2 separate regions of the Homo sapiens genome follow, and region 1 is linked to region 2. A link is an interaction called in ENCODE POLR2A ChIA-PET data of the cell type or tissue named here. Cell type or tissue: IMR-90. All regions are shown on one strand. Each heading gives the region's core, and the rest is flanking DNA. Links, peaks and the distances in the headings are about the cores only.

Evidence for each region. Peaks named below come from ENCODE experiments on the same cell type or tissue, not always from the same donor. Only the 100,000 strongest peaks of a DNase experiment are listed, where the experiment ranks them.
Region 1: POLR2A ChIA-PET joins it to region 2 with 10 read pairs; 2 of 35 experiments call an interaction of 5 or more read pairs at or near these places.

The regions. Positions count from the first base shown.
Region 1 is chr18:49,067,081-49,077,561 of GRCh38, reverse strand. All of the region lies in intron 17 of DYM (dymeclin), which reads left to right. Among named protein-coding and RNA genes, the nearest start is that of MIR4744, 23 kb to the right of the region's middle. In IMR-90, for the core only: no CTCF peak of the experiment used is centred there; a DNase peak (open chromatin) is centred at 4,901; H3K4me3 peaks cover 333 bases; H3K27ac peaks cover 1,515 bases.
Region 2 is chr18:48,915,185-48,925,665 of GRCh38, reverse strand. It overlaps SMAD7 (SMAD family member 7), which reads left to right. Exons shown (of 4, transcript NM_005904.4): 4 at 3,756-5,813. The coding sequence ends at 4,294. Among named protein-coding and RNA genes, the nearest start is that of SMAD7, 31 kb to the left of the region's middle. RefSeq lists an enhancer at 1,696-2,627. In IMR-90, for the core only: no CTCF peak of the experiment used is centred there; DNase peaks (open chromatin) are centred at 1,775 and 2,615; H3K27ac peaks cover 2,637 bases.

The DNA of each region.
Region 1 (10,481 bases), core at 1,336-9,335, 150 kb before region 2:
TAGACCAGAAAAATTCACTGAAGACATAGAAAATCTGAAAAAGACTATCAACTACCTCACCTTGATTGATATTCCCAGAACATTTCACTGGACAGTGGCAGAAATTCACATTATTTTCGAATGTATATAACACCCTTACCAAGATAAATCCTATTTTGAGCCATAGAACAGATCTCAATAAGTTTAAAAAATTAGAATTGTCAAAGTTAAATTGATGAAATCAATAAAAGCTAGAAAAGGCAAAACTGAGAGAGAAAGCAGATCTGTGGCTTCCTTGGGCCCAGGGGGACAGCACAGAAAATCATGTGCAAAGGCACAGGAAGGGGCTTTCTACTCTGCATCTTAATTGTGGTGTGGTCACACAATTGTATACAAACGACGAAATTTATGAAATTGAACACTTAAAATTAGTAAATTTTATCTTGTGATCATCTCAAGAAGCAAAAAATAGGGGAACAGTCAGTTTGGTCATTTTCATCTAACAAATGCCAGAGTTCAATTTTAAATTGTAATTGGAGACCAGAAAAACATTGCCAAAAGGGAAAAAAGTCCTCCTGTGAAGCTCCCGTGTTGTGCAGGGCACCATATGTTTCACCACCTGAGACAAGAGCTAATTTATGGTTAGAGCGTTTAAAGAGTCCAGGTTTTTTGGAAAAAGGAACTATATACGAGTTAAGCTTCTGAGGAAGACTTAAGAGCATTCTTTCTCCACATTCCTTCTCGCACAGCCCAGAACTAGTCTTGTAACAGAAGAAAAGCTATGAAAGAATCACCCTGAAAAACCAGGCTTCTTTATGTGCAATGAGAAGATTTTTCATCTAAATATATTATCTGTTAAAAAGTGATCAGGGCTGACAGCAGCAGTCTGTTCTGTGGCATCCACAGCCTCTCTATGGTGTTCCCACGGAGAATTCTGGTAATAACAGATACCATATTTTTGCAGTACCTTCAAGGGTTGTTTTAAAGCAGAATGTACAATTCACCTCTTCCCAGGTGTCATCAGGATGTGAACATGCAGCACTTTATACTGTTATTACATTTTACATGATAACTCTTTATATAAAACATAAAATGGCTCCAGAAAAATGATTTTATATGGTACCTACTCTGAAAACCTAAACAAAATGGTGCTTGTTATTACATTGGTGTTGTGAATTACTTGAACTATTACGATAGCATGTTTCACTAAAACATATTTCAGTAGTTTACTTTTGGCATAATATCTGCAGCATGGAGAATAAGTGTCATCTCAAAGTAGAAAGGCATGGCATTTTTCTTAATGTGTCTTTCAGACTCAAAGTTTAAAACATCATAATATTTTTCCTGTGATTGCTACTATTTTTATATTCATATATCTCTACACACACATACACATACAGAGACACACAGATACATACAGAGAAAGATTATTCCCCAAATGAAAATATTTACTTTGAGCAATAAAATTAAGGGTGAGTTGGTTGGTTGATCCGTTTTGCTTTGCTTTTTTGAAATTTACTTTAATGTTGTTATACTGCCTGTACAGTAACAGGGTGCCCCTGCTAACACATTTCTGACATTGCCCTATCAAAATGGAGGATAAACATTGCCACAGCCCCAATGAAAGAAAAAATGTGTTATCAAGCTTTTAAGTGTATGGGGTTTAAACTCTTCTCATGTTACATCAGATCTTTACTGTAAACTAGCCAGAATATTTCCCAGCAGAAAATAGTAAGTGTGTCTTCAACTGCAAAGAGCACTTCATAAAACTCGTTTCACTACAAAACAGAGTAAACAGTCTTTTGATCCCTTCTTTTTCCCCACCTCAAAAGTTAAACTGCCATTCCTTGTTTCCAAGACTCACAGTAGTAAATGTTTTGAATTTTCCGTGTTGGAAAAATTCTGACATGGCATTATCTACTACCCCCACCATCAAAATGAAGATGGGACTATGTGTCTATAGTTTTCCTCGTACCAGTGGCCATTTTCCCAAGCAAGGATCCAGAAATGTGTATTTTCCTCTTGACTCTGCCATCGATTCCCTGTTTATCCTTCACTGAATCCTTCTTTCCCTACATTTCCTTGGCTCCATAATGGACATATTGGCTCACTTTAATTAAAGATTCCTGAGTGACCCTGATCCTTGGATGAAAATCTGAAGAGAGGGATAAGGAGTAATGGGATGGGAGTAGGGGAGTATCCCACAGCAGTATTCAGGAAACAAACCTTCAGCATTCAGGCTTTGTCTGTCCCCAACCAAGCCAGCACAACCTCCTCCTCAGGGGCTGCACACTCGGCCCTCAAATGGGATGGTATTGAGACTCATGTTGATGGACAGAAACCAAGAAGGAAGAGAAAGCAACTGAAAGAGGGAATGTCCCTGGCTTCTCATCATCATAAGTACTTGAGGTCCTTAGGGTTATGGGTCCTTACTGATTGTCTAGCTGTAAAATCTATGCTGTTCGTCTCTGTTCAGCAAGGAGACACAGGTGAAAGCTAGGTTTCCTGGCCTCCTGATTCTGGGGTTGATGAGCATCAGAGGAGACACCCAGCCTGTCTGTCTCCCCCATTGCTTATCAGCAGCCCCTTCCTCAGGACTCTGTGAGTCCATTGCATCCAGCCTTTTCCATAGTAGTCTCAACATTAGTGAACTTTTAAGCCTTCTCTGTCTTCTGTGCAACTCCTACCCACATCTGGCTTCTGAATTTGAGACGATCTGAAAGCAACCACATTCAAAAGAAAACAGAAAAACATTTTAGTTCTCTTGGAACTTACTGTATAAGAAACTCATGTGCTTTGCGGAATATTTACAAGTAACGGTTCTTCAGATTAAGTAGAGGTCTCAGCTTTGCTTTTGGCCGTTAAACTCGGTAGTCATTTGTAGCTCTGTTCTACAAAGCACAGATGAGTATCCTCTAAATAACTCAGCTTTCATGTTATGAAGCAGACTAATTCTCATACCACAGGTAATGAGCCCTAGTTTTGAATCAAACGTTTTGATTTTTCCAGTTTGGCTTATTTTCTGAATTTAAAAGTACCATGCACAATTATATGTAGACAATTAAAGTTTGAAATGGTTCCTAAGCACAATACAGTTATCTCTCTGTATCCATGGGAGATTGGTTCCAGGACCCCACCCCCAAAACACCCGCCATAGATACCAAAATCCACAGATGCTCAAGTCCATAATATAAAATAGTGTATTTGTATATAACCTGTGTACATCCTCCTGTATACTTTAAATCATCTCTAGATTACTTACAATACCTAATATAATGTAAATGCCATATAAGTAGTTGTTATACTGTATCATTTAGGGATAATGGCAAGAAAAAACAGTCTGTAATGTTCAGTGCAGATGCAACTATCCTTGTTTTTTCCTCAGAATATTTTAAATCCATGGTTGGTTGAATCCAGGGATGCGAAACCTATGGATACAGAGAGCCAACTGTGTAAATTTAGTTTTGCTTTTTATTTATAAGCTGTGGAGGCCAAAAGAACCTAGCTGTTAAAGTGGTCATCTTTTTCAATTCATATGACTGATCAGAATCACAACTCGGATAGTTTTAAAATAAGCTGGGAGACTCCCTTTCCCTTCCATCTTAACGTTTTGATACCAAATTATTTTACCTTAATAAAGCGAGTGTAACACTGCCTCCCTATAGTGAATGCACAGACTTCTCTACTTATCCTGGGCCTGGACACAACCCAACTCAGTGTCACCAAGAATCCAAAATTGAAGTCAAAAAAAGAATGTGTCTTGTGGTTCCAAAACCATGGAAGAAGAAAAAATGGATTAAATGGTTAAAGAGGAAGCTTAGGGCTCATTGGCATTCCCCCATTCCTTGTTTTAGACGTGGTTATTATCGGTGGGTGAAATTAGCCTCAGCCTCTCTGTAGACCTCCAGCATGTCCTTGTTGCTGCTGTGACGTGGGTTTGCAGGGTGAATTTAATCAACTCCAGGCTTCCTTACTGCCAGGCCAAGGCTGCCAGCCTCTTGAAAGCTCACTCGTTTCAGATTTTGTTTTTTTGGGTTTTCTAATTTTTTCTAATTGAGGGCCTGAAGCCATTATTTAAGACTTTTCCAAACTTCTCTTGCCTTCAAGTGTTCATTTGACTATTTTATGGGGGTGGGGGGAGGTGGTATTGTTTGTGTTTTCTAAGCAAACCAAAATTACATATTTTTTAATCTGTCAAGTTAACCTTTGACAAAAGTTTACCTTAATTCAGTAAACATATTTGTACTTTGGCCAATTCTGAATTAACTTGAAAAGTGTTAAGATATTTTTAAATTTTTAGGCATAAATATAGCACATATAGAGTTATGAGAATTGCCTTTTAGTTTACTTAAACATAAAGATACTCATTTCAAGTTTAAAATGTAAATGATCTTGTGACGAATGAGGCTATTCACATTTCAGATGAACTTGTTTCAATACTTTGAGGCACTTTCTATTTGTCATAACTTCCCTGAGATTGAGTCACTATGTTTTACTCTTATTTATCCACGTATGTGTTCATTTTTATACATTACATTTTCCCAACTCTAAATCAAAACTGAATGCCAAGGATATTTTGTTTTTGGTTGGACGAGGGGAGTTACATTTAAATGAGAAGACTATTAAACCTGCTCTTCTGAAATAATTTTAATAGGCATATGTTTCCAGCCCTGCAGGTTTAAGAGCCTAGTCTAATGGAAGGGGCACACGATAGCAATGTCCTTTCTTAAAGGGATATCACATGTTTGTGAAGCCCTATCAGTTGTGCTTCAGCAAGGGCTCTAAATGGAGTCTGGCAGCTCTCCTATTTGCACGGCGCTGTCTGTCTCAGCAATGATAAGCAAAGACAGGCTGACTCCTTCAAGGAGCCTTTCATAAAGTCTCAGCTCTCAAACGTTCCGAAACTCACTGGTGGACTTTCCCCTGTGGACCATTCATTTATCAGGAAATGAAATTGGTTACAGGGTTTCTCACGTTGCCAAACCTCACTGACGAAATCTGGTTTCTTCCAAAGTTCAGGAAAAGCATTTACTCTATTTTGCTGTTCACTACTTCTTGTCTTTGTGGGAACCACAGTCAATACAAGGGTTTGAGAACTCCACAGGGGAAAGGTTGGAGTGGGAGGTGGCCAGGGAGTGAGTCTGGGGGCTACTTTCATAGATATCAAATCCCATCCCTTTTGAATGGGATTTTTTTTTTATGTTGGCATTTTCGTCTTTCAAACTACAGTGTCAGTTTCACAGGAGTGATTTTTTCCACTTCAAAAATGAAATCCTTTAAACATGACACGAATCACCTTATTGGCAGCATAGCTTTGTAACTTAGACCAGAGATCATTGTTTAAACTTCGTGAAACTAGAAGGAACAAAAATAAAGAGAAACATGTAGTTGTATGGCACAGAGAATGTTTGGATAAGTGAAGGTTAAATTATTACAAAGTATGTAATCTAGTTCATATGTTTAAGGAATGGAACTAGGCTAAATTATCTAAAATATTCTGACGTACTGAATCATTTCATTTTGTAAAACAAAATCTGACTAGCAGGGCATTCTGTTGTAGGCCAGTCTGTTGAGTGCAGTGTGCAACCTCCTGTGTTTGGAATTAGCAGGCCCAGGGGTAAGGCGCAGCGTGCATGTGGCAGTTATTATGGCTGTGGAAGTGGTTGCTAGCTAATTGATAGCAGTAGCAGTAGAAACAACCTTATTTAATTTTCAATAGTCCCTATGACAAGACGCTATACATGGGATCCTTTGTAGTCTTACCATTATTGTCCTTTCTCTCCCTGCCATTAAATATATGGTAGTTAATATATACACTTGATGATATTAAGAAATGAATTCCTTTTACTCTTTTTTCCCCCTTTGGAGCGGCTTCACATTTGACTTCTAACCCTGATTATTTTAGGCCCCCAAGTAAGTAGTGATTTACTATCAGTGAGCCTGTTACCCTTGACTGTTGTAGCTCCGATTTGCTAAAAATGTACTTGTGGTCACAAAGCCACCTCTTAGCCTATGCTGGCTGGTGGTTTTGCTCATAATCTGAACCCCAAAGAGACACACTGGTTCCATAAAGGGAAAATGAATGAATCGTCTTCTCTGTTCATCACGGGGAGATAAGCTTTTGTGAACTTGAATTGCCTTTAGAGCATTGTGTCCGTGGTTTCAATTGTATCACAGAATGTTACACAGACTGAAGTTAAGTGGTTACTTTTTGTCAGGGGTTATCTTATTTTTCTCCATTCAGTTTAACATGTGTACTGCAAAAGACAGTATTTTTGGAAATGAAGGCATAGTCTTTCATTTAAACATGCATCAGAGGGATTTCACTAATGAAAGCATTCAAATCATGTGCCTAGTTCTTGTTTCTAGCAGCCTCTGCCATTAAATAAATATCAGTCTTATCAAATTCATGCATTCAACATTTTTCCTGTTGATACAGGCATGAAAAATAAAAGCAGGTAGGCACTATAAAAGATTTGCCTTCATCTTTGGTGATCTGTATCCCAGCCCTAACCTACAGGAACTGAAAATGAAAAATCAGTGATTATTTTTGTCCTTTATAAATGGTCTGCACATTCCACCATACAGCCTCTCATTGCTAACAGTCCCTATTGAAGAGAAAACACCAAACCCAATATTGAGAGTTTTTCAAATCAGGGCACAATGGGGTATAAGGAACCATGTGGACTCTTGATCATTATATTTATTTATGGTGTTCTCACAGTCTTTAGGCCTCTGAGTCTTTGAATAAATATCTCCAACATCCAGCGGCTAACATTCCTTTTCCTACAAAGCTACTATTTGCAATAGAGATTTTCTTGTCTTTCATTTATTTGTTCAACTAGTATTGATTGAGCAACTCCTGCCTGCACAGCACTCTGCTAGTGGTTGTCCCTTAAAGAACCTTACTGTTTAGGGGGGCACAGTTTCTAAAGTAGCATTCAAAGAAACGGCTTCTCTACTCCCTTCCTTTTCAAATGTGAGGAACTTAAGAAAATTAGAGAACACAAATGGGCAAAGGGGGCTTGGGAGGCAAAAGAAGACTGTTCACACTCAGAGGACTTTGAGCTGCAGTGGTTTCCTTGAGTGTGAAATGAAGAATGGCCGTGGACAGAATGCAGATTCTGAAGCACATAAGTGGAGAGGCAGGTGGGATGCTGGAGGGCTGAGAGTGAGTCCCCAGTCCTGCAGTCTGGGGCAAGTTATTTCACCTTCACTGTGCATCAGTTTCTCACCTCAAGGACAGGTCTAACTCATCACCTTACCTACATCCTGGAATAGTTGGAGAAATCAAAAGAAACAATGCACGTAAACTCCCTAGCACAAAGCAAGCTCTCAGTAACTGTTAGCCAATGTTAGTTTCTCACATATCTATCAACCTCACTTTTCCAGAACAAAGCCAAAAACTAGAGTTGTAGATTCTGAACAATCAAAATGGATGGCTCGGAGCTCTTGTCTTGTACTTTATTAATCAGGGAGCCTCTTGCTCACAGCCATACTCTTTGCTTGATACAAGTTTTGTTTGTTTATTTGTCTGTTTTTGAGACAGAGTCTCGCTCTGTTGCCCAGGCGGGAGTGCTGTGGCGCGATCTTGGCTCACCACAACCTGCACCCCCCGGGTTCAGGCAATTCTCCTGCCTCAGCCTCCCGAGTAGCTGGGATTACGGGCATGCGCCACCACACCCAGCTAATTTTTGTATTTTTAGTAGAGATGGGGTTTCACCATGTTGGTCAGGCCGGTCTCAAACTCCTGACCTCATGATCCACCTGCCTTGGCCTCCCAAAGTGCTGGGATTACAGGCGTGAGCCACCATGCCTGGCCCAATACACAGTTTTAATAAGCTTAGCCATCTGGTTCCCAAGTCCATAATAGACTAGAAGCCACAACTTAAAAGAACTGCTACAGGTTAGTACACTAACAGTTATGAAAATCAAGGGCCACTTGTTCTGATTAGCAAGGGAGCAAAACAACACACATGAGTCTTACTTTTATAAGTATATGTGTTGTTTTATAAACTAAACAACACACAAGCCTTACTTTTCAGTATCTTATAAGAACTTTTACATGCTACTCATGAAAATATACCAAAAAGAGTTGTGAGTCTGTGGCAGTCATGACCCTGAAGAAAAGTTGGGATGATACAGGACATAGAGCTGGTATCATCTCTACCCTTGAGAAACACAAAGCCCTGTCTTTGAGAATAGCGAGTGGGTGACCTAAGCCCAAAGAAGGCTCAAGGTGCCAGTCTGAACTTTCAGAATAGATAAATTGCTGAATGATTTTCTTTAGCAGGTTAGTTTTCTTTTTATTTTACTTTGGGAGGGATCATAGCAAGATTCTTGTAAATGCTGACTTTAATGTATGATTTGGTGTATAACAATTTAGTTTATTCACTATTTTCCATGAACACGTTAGTATCTCTGTCAAGACTAAGTTGTCTAATTTAACTCACGCATCATCCCATCTATGTAGGTAATTATTTTACTAATGTGTTGTCAAATGAGGGTAAACTAGGCTAACTCCAAAGATCCCTTCTTCCATAATCAATTTATTATACTTCTTTTGTTTTGCCTGTGTCTCCTCAATATACATTCTATTCTCACAATAAGCAAAAACTGAAAACTTGACATTGTAAACTTTCTCCTGGTTCCAGTGTTTGTATTTATGAAAAAACATCAATTCCATGCAGATGTGTTCATGTGAACTATTTAGAATTGACCCTGATTCCGAATCCCATAAGTGACACTTTCCAGTAGAATAAAAAAGATGGCTTGGAATGTAATCACTTCTGGAGAGGAAATAGGAGAAGCTGTTTCCTTCTTTTAGATTTCCACTCTTTTATTCTGCTGAGAGAGGGCATAGAAAAAGGGAAAAAAAGGAATTTCTCCTCATCCTCAGCATATGAGAGCTGTATGTGGCTTTTTAAGTTTTTAAAAAAGCAGCCAAGTGTCAGGGTACCCAGTTCATTTTTGGAGTTGTTCTGGCTTGTCATATACTCCTCACCTCCAGCAGTCCAGCCTAACAAAAGCTGTTACAATGACTTAAAAACAATATTCTCTGGAGCTCCTTTCATTTCTAAGGAGCAGCATCAAACTGTGCCCCTTCTCCATTGTAAGCCTTAGGATTTGTGGGAAATGCTTTTGTTTAAAGAAAGGTATGAAGGAACCAGTCATGAATCTTCTGTTCCTAAGGAAGTGGACCAAAAAATATCCTTTCTCTCAGCATTAGTTGTTAGAATGGAGAAAGAAGAGATACTTGAGAAACCCTCTTTTCAACCCCCTTATTTTGGGGAAATGAGAATTGCCTCATCCAAGGTCACCAGGCTGGTGGGGGCAGATCCAGGCTCCTATCCTGGACTTCCTGACTGCACCTGGTCATGTCCCTTTGTACTACACATGGCTTTTCTCTGCATTCAAGGGACACTGTAACTGTTAATATCAGTCCACAGTCCCCTCTCAAAGCAGCCTCAAAAAAGCTTGAAAGTCCAACTATTACTAGTCATTGCCCCTGTGCTATTCTTTGTGTAGAAGGATGATGCCATGAGTTTTGGCTTGATGTTTATGATGTATTTATGTTAACTCAAATTCTCTTTCATTGACCTATCCTCTTTGTGACTAATGAAACGCCTTTGCAAAAGGGCCAGTTTTGGAGGGGTGGGTGTTCTGTCAGCAGTAACATCTCAGATCTGTTTATGCCTTGGAGGGACCATGTCCTCAGGCTAGATCTCGGGGGCTCAGTATTCTAGTACCATAAATATTTTTAGAACTGTCTTTTTGAGTTCTACTTTCATGCACATTTGTGACTAAATTTAATATTTTTAACTGGCATACTTTATTTTGTTGTGTGTTATTTAACTGCAAGTTGATCTTTAACTGGCCATTTGAGAGGCAGATTCTTCTGCTCTGCCCCTGCATGTGGCATGGACAATTGTTTCAGGATAACGTTGATCCCTCCCAGTTCTCTGAACATGGCATGCACGCTCCCAGCCTCAGCCTGTGCTTGTTTCCCACGAGGGCCAGCGAAGGCCAGAGATTCTCCCCAAGATTTTCACACATCACCCCACTCCTTCCCTACTAAACTTCCGTAACACTCACATCACCCCACTCCTTCTCCTACCAAACTTCCATAGTGCTCACATCACCCTACTCCTTCCTCTACTGAACCTCCATAACACTCACATCACCCTACTCCTTCCCCTACTGAACCTCCATAACACATCACCCCACTCCTTCCCCTACTGAATCTCCATAACACATCACCCCACTCCTTCCTCTACTGAACCTCCATAGTGCTCACATCACCCCATTCCTTCCCCTACTGAACCTCCATAACATGTCACCCCACTCCTTCCTCTACTGAACCTGCATAGTGCTCACATCACCCCACTCCTTCCTCTACTGAACCTCCATAGTGCTCACATCACCCCACTCCTTCCCCTACTGAACCTCCATAACACTCACATCACCCCACTCCTTCCTCTACTGAACTTCCATAGTGCTCA
Region 2 (10,481 bases), core at 1,143-9,142:
TGTGAGGTTCATTCACGAGCCTCTGGTCTCCTGGAAGGGTCTGGTCTGTTCATTCATGAGCAGGGTAATTAAATAACTCTTTGTAAGAGTCAGGGAGCTCCTTGCTAAGTGGTCTTCCCCAGTTGGAGCGCAAACACAGGCTGAAGTCCTCTCCTTTCTCAACACCCACCTCCCCCTTCCCTTTAAAGGGAGGATTTTATGCTTTAAGGGAAATGGGGAAGGTTGGGGGGGGGCAACACCTTAAAGGAATTTTAGGCAGATTCAGCATTTTTCTGGTGTTGCTCCAAAAATTCCCCACACTGTAATAAAAAGATACAACTGTGAGCAGGCATCTGATTAGTGAGCTTTTTACAACACAGCTTTTCTTTTGGATGCTTTAAAATGAACACATACTGTTTTAAAACAAGCCCCTGTACAGTTTTCTGGGGAGGGGGAGAAGTTTGTGGAAAATACCGGAAAAGGTTATAAAGCTGAGGGAAATTAACAAAGGACTGTGAGTTTTGCCTTCAGAGGTTAACTATCAGCGAGAGGCCAAGGCTCTTCCTTAGTCCTTGTACTGACTGAACTTCCCAGCCCCTCGACACGTGGCCCGGGAAGTCCCTGGGAGCAAAGCGTCCACACAGACCTTTGTGGGGAGACTCGTGTGGGCTGTGGGCCCGATTCAGGGAACTGTGTTTCTGTGAAGATGAAGCTGAGCATTTCCCAGAAATGAGCCCAAATGGCGGGGAATTCAGGGCAAAGGGGAATCTCTGTAGTGGCAATGGGGGATGTCGTGCGGGGTCCCCAGAAGGTGTGATGTCCACACAAGGGTGTGTGTTCGAGGGGCCTTTGCTGTTGCCGAATGGTTTTGCTGGAAAGCTTGTTTTTTGTGTGTGCTTAGAGATAGTCCCGGCAGGAGGAGACTGGAGCTGTCCTAACGGGAGGACAGAGGCTGCTGGTGGGGGAGCTGGAGGGGACAGCGAGGGAGGAGCAGGCAGGAGTCTCCCTGCGGTGGGTTAGGGCACCAAATGGACTTCAGGGCCCTTGTTCACACACAGCAGCATTCACGACATCCATGCATTGCAGTTTTTCTGGGCTGGGCCATTAACCTCAGCAGAAAAATGCTTTTTCCAGGGGGTGTCTGGCAGCACATTGCTGGCGGGCTGCACAGATGAAACAGAAACCCACCTGACACTTCCCCGTCCTGCTACAGATCTCAGGCTCCAGTCCCCACCCAGCTTCCTCTGCCCCCAGAGGCCCCCACCCTTGGCAGACAAGGCTTCCACCCCTTGCCTAGGTGGCTGACAGGCCTGGCATGGGGGCACCTCGATCTCAGGTCCATACTCCACTCACTCCCTTGCTCCTCCTCCTCCTCCTCCTGTTGGCCGGTGCCAGGTTTCAGTGGGTCCTGGCTGCATGAAACAAAGCATTGTGAGGCTCTGCTGAGGGTCTCCCACCCACCCTCCCTCCCGCCTCCTTCCCAGCAGCTCCTCGAGTCTTCCTTTCCAGGCCAGGTTTGTTGTCCCGAATTGGGAAAATAAGCAAAAGCTTCTTGTGTTTCAGAACACCCTCCTCCACACCAAAAGGGTGGATGTGCTGTGCCTCCCGGAAGAGGGCTTTCTCCCCCGCTTCACACTTGATGCCAATGTGTCCTTCCTTCCCTGGGCGTTCAGGTCTTTGGTGTAGCCTTCAGAGCTGAGTTCCCTCAGCAAGAAAGTTCAAAGATTGCCAGCGCTCACAAGTTTATTAGCAGTTGATGGATACTTTGCAGAAACAAGTGAATGCCTGATGAGTCACCTTCTCCCTGTCCCTGTCTTGTTTTCCATATGTTCCAGTACGTATGTGCACACAGAAACACACATAACACACACTCGTACACACTGACATCATGGACACAGTCTTGCACACGCACATGCACAAGCACTGGACTTCCAAGCTACATGGGGGGTGGTGACCGGCCAGTTTTCTGGTGTTGATTTTTAGTGGGGGTTGGGGGTTGAGGGAAAGGAATGAGACCTCAGTGTCCCCTTTTTGTGGAGCTTTTGGGGCAGGCATTTGGGAAGGCCAGCTTGGGGTGTCTGTAGGGAACCGCTGCTCTGGGTGTGTGTGTCTGTGGCTGCCCCAGCAGGCCGCAGTGTGCACATTTGTATGGCCTTACTGACGGGCACCTCCATCCAACACTGGCTGCTACTTAAAACAACAACAACAACAACAACAACTGAGTGGAGCCAGTGGGTTCCCAGGTCCTAACACGCCTGTAAAAGTTGGAGCCAGTTAGTGTCCTGGGCTGCCCCAGTTACCCAGCCTGCTGGGGCAGCAGGATGCGGCCCCATCTTCCGCCATGGACCCCCTGCAGGGTGCAACCCATCATCATTGACTCTGAACCCAGTTACTCCAGAAACACAAAGGCCACACCAAAACACATCTCACACTCAACCCCTGCTTTGTGCCCCCCAGGTCCCCAAGAGGAGGAGCTGGGGCTGCAGGGAGCGAGGGCAAGGCCCTGACCGACGTGGGGCCCTTCCCCTCTGCTTTTCCCCCTCTGCTGTCCCCATTTTTGTTAACAAATACAAGACTTCCGGTCTCCACCCTGCTGCCACAAACCACAGCGTTCCTGCAGTCTGGCTGGGCTGGGGAGATTTATGGTCCCAAGTCTGAGGCCTGCCCGCTGGCTCCTACTTAAGGAGGAGTCAGAATGCCCGCCGCCGGGGCTCCCTTTCCCTCCGTGTGACCCCCCTTTTAAAGTCCTCCAAGTGCCTGTTGAGGAAAATTACCTTACCAGAATCACCCCGGCCCCCAGGCTGCCTGTGGGAAGACTGTGTAGGGAAGCGGGGCGGGGCCTGCAGGGGAGGGATGAGGGCGGAGCAGGGCGCCCTGCAGGCTCCAGATGCTTCTGTGGAAGGAGGGGAGAGAGGGGGCACCCCTGGGGATGGGGGTGCCGGCAGAGAAGGGGAGAAGGGGGACGCATCTATTTGAGACACATAATCTTCTGTCTGGGCTGGAGGAAGCTTTGTTAAGGTAGCCCGGGTTAATACCGGTCTGCATGTTGTGATTTGGCATTTTGACATGAATTCACCCTTTGTGTACAGGGCTGCTGCTGACACACTGAGACTGTTTTCCTATTAGGAATATAGATGTTTTTGTCCCAAGCCACCCTCATTTTTATTTTTACCAGATAGGTTCCTCATGACCACGGCACTGATTTGAGAGCTGGGTGACAGGCACCCAGAGACCATCGCATAGGTGGTCCCAGAGTCTAGACACCTGGGTTCTAGCTCTGGCTGTGTCATCCCCTGGTACTCCAGCAGCAGGCTTTCTGGGTCCTGGTTTTCTCATCAGGATGACAAGGGGCTGGAGGAGCTGGCCTTCAAGGTTCCATCCAGTTGAAAGATCTGTAACTCCAGGACGTTGCTGAGGCTTTTTGAGGCCCTAAAAGCAGACTACCCAAGCTATTAAGGGTCCCTTTGCATCTGTGCTCTGCAGAGAAGAGGCTTTGTTGGCCAGGTGGGCACAGATGCTGGTGTACTGGACTCCTGATGGGCAGGGGCCTGGAGAGAAGCAGCACCCAGCGCTTCCTATGCTTAAAGAAAGGCAGGGTCCTGGTCAAAGGGCTGTAAGAGCCTGGGCAAGTCCAGGACTAGCCTCACCGCCTCCTTCTTTCTGTCTCGTCCTGAGAGATGAGCTGGTGACTGGGTGCAGTGGGGGGGCGGGTGTCTTCATTCTAGGAGTCACCAATGCCTGTCCCCACTAACCCTCTCTGCCAATGTGTTTTCTAGATTCCCAACTTCTTCTGGAGCCTGGGGATCGGTCACACTGGTGCGTGGTGGCATACTGGGAGGAGAAGACGAGAGTGGGGAGGCTCTACTGTGTCCAGGAGCCCTCTCTGGATATCTTCTATGATCTACCTCAGGGGAATGGCTTTTGCCTCGGACAGCTCAATTCGGACAACAAGAGTCAGCTGGTGCAGAAGGTGCGGAGCAAAATCGGCTGCGGCATCCAGCTGACGCGGGAGGTGGATGGTGTGTGGGTGTACAACCGCAGCAGTTACCCCATCTTCATCAAGTCCGCCACACTGGACAACCCGGACTCCAGGACGCTGTTGGTACACAAGGTGTTCCCCGGTTTCTCCATCAAGGCTTTCGACTACGAGAAGGCGTACAGCCTGCAGCGGCCCAATGACCACGAGTTTATGCAGCAGCCGTGGACGGGCTTTACCGTGCAGATCAGCTTTGTGAAGGGCTGGGGCCAGTGCTACACCCGCCAGTTCATCAGCAGCTGCCCGTGCTGGCTAGAGGTCATCTTCAACAGCCGGTAGCCGCGTGCGGAGGGGACAGAGCGTGAGCTGAGCAGGCCACACTTCAAACTACTTTGCTGCTAATATTTTCCTCCTGAGTGCTTGCTTTTCATGCAAACTCTTTGGTCGTTTTTTTTTTGTTTGTTGGTTGGTTTTCTTCTTCTCGTCCTCGTTTGTGTTCTGTTTTGTTTCGCTCTTTGAGAAATAGCTTATGAAAAGAATTGTTGGGGGTTTTTTTGGAAGAAGGGGCAGGTATGATCGGCAGGACACCCTGATAGGAAGAGGGGAAGCAGAAATCCAAGCACCACCAAACACAGTGTATGAAGGGGGGCGGTCATCATTTCACTTGTCAGGAGTGTGTGTGAGTGTGAGTGTGCGGCTGTGTGTGCACGCGTGTGCAGGAGCGGCAGATGGGGAGACAACGTGCTCTTTGTTTTGTGTCTCTTATGGATGTCCCCAGCAGAGAGGTTTGCAGTCCCAAGCGGTGTCTCTCCTGCCCCTTGGACACGCTCAGTGGGGCAGAGGCAGTACCTGGGCAAGCTGGCGGCTGGGGTCCCAGCAGCTGCCAGGAGCACGGCTCTGTCCCCAGCCTGGGAAAGCCCCTGCCCCTCCTCTCCCTCATCAAGGACACGGGCCTGTCCACAGGCTTCTGAGCAGCGAGCCTGCTAGTGGCCGAACCAGAACCAATTATTTTCATCCTTGTCTTATTCCCTTCCTGCCAGCCCCTGCCATTGTAGCGTCTTTCTTTTTTGGCCATCTGCTCCTGGATCTCCCTGAGATGGGCTTCCCAAGGGCTGCCGGGGCAGCCCCCTCACAGTATTGCTCACCCAGTGCCCTCTCCCCTCAGCCTCTCCCCTGCCTGCCCTGGTGACATCAGGTTTTTCCCGGACTTAGAAAACCAGCTCAGCACTGCCTGCTCCCATCCTGTGTGTTAAGCTCTGCTATTAGGCCAGCAAGCGGGGATGTCCCTGGGAGGGACATGCTTAGCAGTCCCCTTCCCTCCAAGAAGGATTTGGTCCGTCATAACCCAAGGTACCATCCTAGGCTGACACCTAACTCTTCTTTCATTTCTTCTACAACTCATACACTCGTATGATACTTCGACACTGTTCTTAGCTCAATGAGCATGTTTAGACTTTAACATAAGCTATTTTTCTAACTACAAAGGTTTAAATGAACAAGAGAAGCATTCTCATTGGAAATTTAGCATTGTAGTGCTTTGAGAGAGAAAGGACTCCTGAAAAAAAACCTGAGATTTATTAAAGAAAAAAATGTATTTTATGTTATATATAAATATATTATTACTTGTAAATATAAAGACGTTTTATAAGCATCATTATTTATGTATTGTGCAATGTGTATAAACAAGAAAAATAAAGAAAAGATGCACTTTGCTTTAATATAAATGCAAATAACAAATGCCAAATTAAAAAAGATAAACACAAGATTGGTGTTTTTTTCTATGGGTGTTATCACCTAGCTGAATGTTTTTCTAAAGGAGTTTATGTTCCATTAAACGATTTTTAAAATGTACACTTGATTTCATGTTGTCCTCCAACTCCTTTTTCTTCTGCTGCTTGGAGGGAGTGGGGAGGAGTGAGTATTCATCCAAATTCAGTTGAGTTGGCGTCTTCCCAGCCCAGTGCTTGGAGGATGGGAGACGTGGGCCACAAAAGAGACATCTAGAACAGCCCTGGTCTTCAAGAGTGCTGGAAAGACCTGCAGCCACCCAGACATCCCTCCTTCTTGTGTCTTGAATTTGTAATGGGAGACAACCTACAGGAGCTCTGTGGGTGATAATTCAAAGCTTGTAGAATTGAGGACAGGGAATTACATCTAGGGTAATGGGAAGGAGACAGGATTAGAGGATGGATGGATGGAGAAGTTTAGCCCCAAGAACCTGGGTCCATCTGGTTCTTGCCAACTCCTCACTTGGTATTAAATCCTAAGCCTACTGTACCCCTGCTAGACTGGATTCCAGGAGAAGTTTCCTGGGGGCTGAGACCCTGGAAGGGTGATGAAGGTGGGGGTTGAATGTCAGTGGTGTTCAGAGGGACTAGGCCACCTCCTGGCGCCCTCCCAAATACTGTCCTGGGCCACAGAAGTCACAGAGTACAAGTTCCACTCTGCAATATCGTCCCTTGTCTGCTGGGACTTAAGTGACAGTTCACTAGTCCCCTTCCCCAGCCTAGCTCTGGTGGCACTTGCAGTCAAAATGCCTCTTCAGTGCTGTCTTTGCATCAGCCTGCCTTGGTTCGCTGCTGAACCGTGATCTGAGCCATGTTTTAGATTTGGGAAATCTTGCACAAGAGATGGTCTAAATTGGGTACCAAACAAACGGCTGTGCAGGTGTCTATGTAAGGGGTTTTGAACCTTATATCCAGGAAGGGGGTCCTTTTGAAGTGGGGGTTAAGATTTGAATATCATAAGCCTGTACAATTTCATGAAAGCTTTTTGGAAGGCCAATGTAGGACAGCCAACTTTCTATTTTGCCAAAAAATGACCAAAAGCGCTACAGCCTACTGGCGCCACCACTTCATTAAAGGGAATGACAGTACAATTGGTTAGCAAGAAATATTAATACATGTTGATTGCTGATTTATGCTCCAGGGCATTAATGCCAAGTGGTCATCCTGGCCAACTTGTTTACATGTGATAGGGAGCTTACTACCTCTAAAAGTAGCTTTTGCTTTTTTTTGTTTTTTTTGAGATGGAATCTCGCTTTGTCGCCCAGGCTAGAGTGCAGTGATCTCGGCTCACTGCAGCCTCTGCCTCCCGGGTTCAGGCAATTTTGCTGCCTCAGCCTCCTGAGTAACTGGGATTACAGGAACACACTACCACACCCGGCTAATTTTTTGTATTTTTAACAGAGATGGGGTTTCATCACGTTGGCCAGGCTGGTCTTGAACTCCTGACCTTAGGTGATCCACCCGCCTCGGCCTTTCCCAAAGTGTTGGGATTACAGGTGTGAGCCACCACGCCTGGTCGCTTTTTGCTTTTTATCATTGAACTGAAACTTGCTTACATCGTAGTTCTGTAACCCAGAATAAGTGCAAAATCTCATCTCTAGAAAACACCCAAGGAGGGTTCTAATTAACTCTAGGGTGGTAGCGGCGGAGGAGGGGCAGGGAGGGAAGGTGTTTCACTGGGGGCTGTCAAAGTTATTTTAGTTTGCTCTAAATTGCGTCGGCATGCCCGGAAGCTCTTTAATAATTGTAGCTACCATTTACTGAATGCTTCACTAGGTGCCAGGCATAATGTTCAGGCGTTTGAGGGAATTCTCATTTCATCTTCATTAGGACACGCTGCAAAAATGGAGGCTTTGAGAGGTGAAATGACTGGCTCAAGGTCACACAGTGAGATAGTAAGTGGTTAGGGAGATCAGGATCTGACTCCGGGCTGAGTGGTTCTTCCTGCTTGGTCCACGCCCTGTTGAGATGTTTATTTGGTAGGATCCTGTGTGGCTCCAGTCCCACAACTCCCTGAAATGGAGAGAAGGTGGGAGGGTGGTCCGCCACGTTTCCTCCTGACCACTTGCGCAAGGCCTCTGGATTTGGGAGGCAGAAGCTGTGGCTTCTGGAGGAAGGAGAGGCTGGAACAGGGGTGGAGGTGTGTGGGTTCTGGCAGCATGGCTGATTCCGGGTGGTGGGGAAAGAGGAGTGCTTAGGAGGAGTCTGGCATTTGCTGGTTTCTGACACTTCCCTCTTTTTGCCGGCAAGCCCGTCACCCACAGTCATCTCCTGAGCACCTTCAATGTGCCGCAGCGGGCACGGAGGTAACGTGGACCTGGACGGTGCCTGTGAGTGATGCTGGGGGACAAGACGCCACACCTGAGATGATCAGCAACAGAGCAGGCAGAAGAAAAGGCGAGGACCCAGGAGGAGGCCTGGTCTTGGGGCCACAGGTGCTTGCAGAGGAGGTGGGACTTTCAGCTCAGATGGCATTGAGATTAGCAGAGTAGGGGGAGAAGGTACCCCATTGGAAGGAAGTTTTCCTGCCTCTTGGTACTCCTTCCTTTCAGTTTGCCCCTTAAATTTCAGGGTATCTTATATAATTCGATCTCAGGCTCTGCTCAGGCTACACCCTCTCCCTGGATGACAGCATCACTCTGGTGGTTCTGTCTCCCTCAGACCTGTAGATGCCTCAGCTGTCCCAACCAGAAACCTGGATTCCCCATCCTTGCCCCTGTCCCCCATAATGAAAAAAAACAAATTCCCTCCATCCTGTTTCACCCGATCAATAATTATAAAATGCAAATATCTCTCTCAGAGTTCTGTTTTCTCTACCCCCACTAGCATGACTTATTTCAGGGCCTGTAAGTTTTCCCTGGGTCTCCCTTACCTCTGGTGAAAGTAGCCCTTCAGCATCCACCTCTGCCAACCTCTCCCCTGAGTCCCCAGCCCTCCACGCACAGAAACCTTTTGTTCCAGGCATGCAGGGGGATGCACTGTGCTGCAGGCCCGCCGTGCTCATGCGCTTCTGCAGCAAGTGCTTTGCAGCCACTTCAATTAGCTATCTCCTCCTTATCCTTTGGGATGTGATGCAGGCAACACTTCCTCCAAGAAGCCTCCTCCCTTTAAAAAATTTCTGTCTGGGCGGGCGCGGTGGCTCACGTCTGTAATCCCAGCACTTTGGGTGGCTGAGGCGGGCGGATCACCTGAGGTCAGGAGTTCGAGACCATCCTGGCCAACACGGTGAAACCCCCGTGTCTACTAAAAATACAAAATTAGCCTGGCATGGTGGTCGGCGTCTGTAATCCCAGCTACTTGGGAGGCTGAGGCAGGAGAATCACTTGAACCCGGGAGGCGGAGGTTGTGGTGAGCCAAGATTACGCAATTGCACTCCAGCCTGGGCGACAAGAGTGAAACTTTGTCTCAAAAAAAAAAAAAAATTTGTCCTGAAGAATGTTCAATAGTGTAAGATTCTCTCTTCTGCTGAACTATAAGCTCTTGGCACCCTGGGGTCTCAACTGGAGTCTCAGTTAGGATTCACTGCCCTGACAATTCCTGGTGTGGTACTCAGACAGGACTTGTCTCATGAACGAGGCATATTTGTGGGCTTAGCTTGGGCTGGGAATAATTGTCATCATCTTCATCATCAAGAGGCAACACTGAGTATGTCCTGACTCTGTGCTAGGCAGTGTTCTAAGCACTTTACACTGGGATTGTCCCATATGATCCTCACAGCCACTCTGCGAGTGGATACCATGATCATCACTCCCATTCTACAGATAAATAGGTTCAAAGAATTGCCCACAGTCTCCCAGCTGTTAAGCGATAGCATCAGATTTCATCACTTCTGTGTTATCTAATCTCTCTGGGCAGGCCTGGCTCAAGGAGTTGGGTATATGTTTTTTCTAAAACAAGTTCTGGTTTGGAAGGACCAAGCTGATCTGACTGCTGAGCAACAGAAACAACACCTGCCATTTGTACTTGTCAGTGCATACCAAGGGTCATGCTGCCTGTGCCCCCACGCCGCAGAGGACGTGGGCAGGCCTTCCCTGATTCAGGAAGGGCCTGACCCTCCAATGGGTGAGTGATTTGCCCGGGACCACCTATGCACAGCCTGTGATGGAAGCTGGATTTGCACCCAAACCTATAGCAAGCGATGACTTCTCGCTGGGTCTATTAAGCTCCCAACACTCAGCAGCCTGCAAAGGACCTGTTTGTCAGCTCAGCCGGTGTGCCCTCAATGAGCAACTCCTGATTGTCCCTGAGGGTGTGCTGGGGGCAGGCAAGGTGGGGGCCTGATGTGAAATAGGATGTGGCTCACAGTCACCGGTTTGGGGGTCAGACAGATCTGGGTTTGAGCACTCACTTGGGCAAGTCACAACCTCTCTGAACCTCAATTTCCAAAGCACAAAGTGTGTATTATACTTTCATGAGGCTAAAATCGGGACTGGGGAGAAAATTCATGTGAAGAGCTGACCATATGCTAATTAGGTTGAACCACGTGGGATTGCTAATATCTGATCATGTTGACCCACAATAATGGCAATTTCAGATACTTTATGAGATACTTAATCCAAGGCAGCCAGCCGTAATCAGGGGTCCCCACCCTTCTTTTCATCCCGCAGCTGCAGTCAGAGGCTGGTGGTGCCCTCTGGGTGGTGGATTTTGCAGCAAGTGAGAGAAGACAGTTGGAAAGCCAGTCCATGGATAGTAGGGGGGTGGCCAATATTGAGGCGATTCCTTCCTGCTCAAAATGT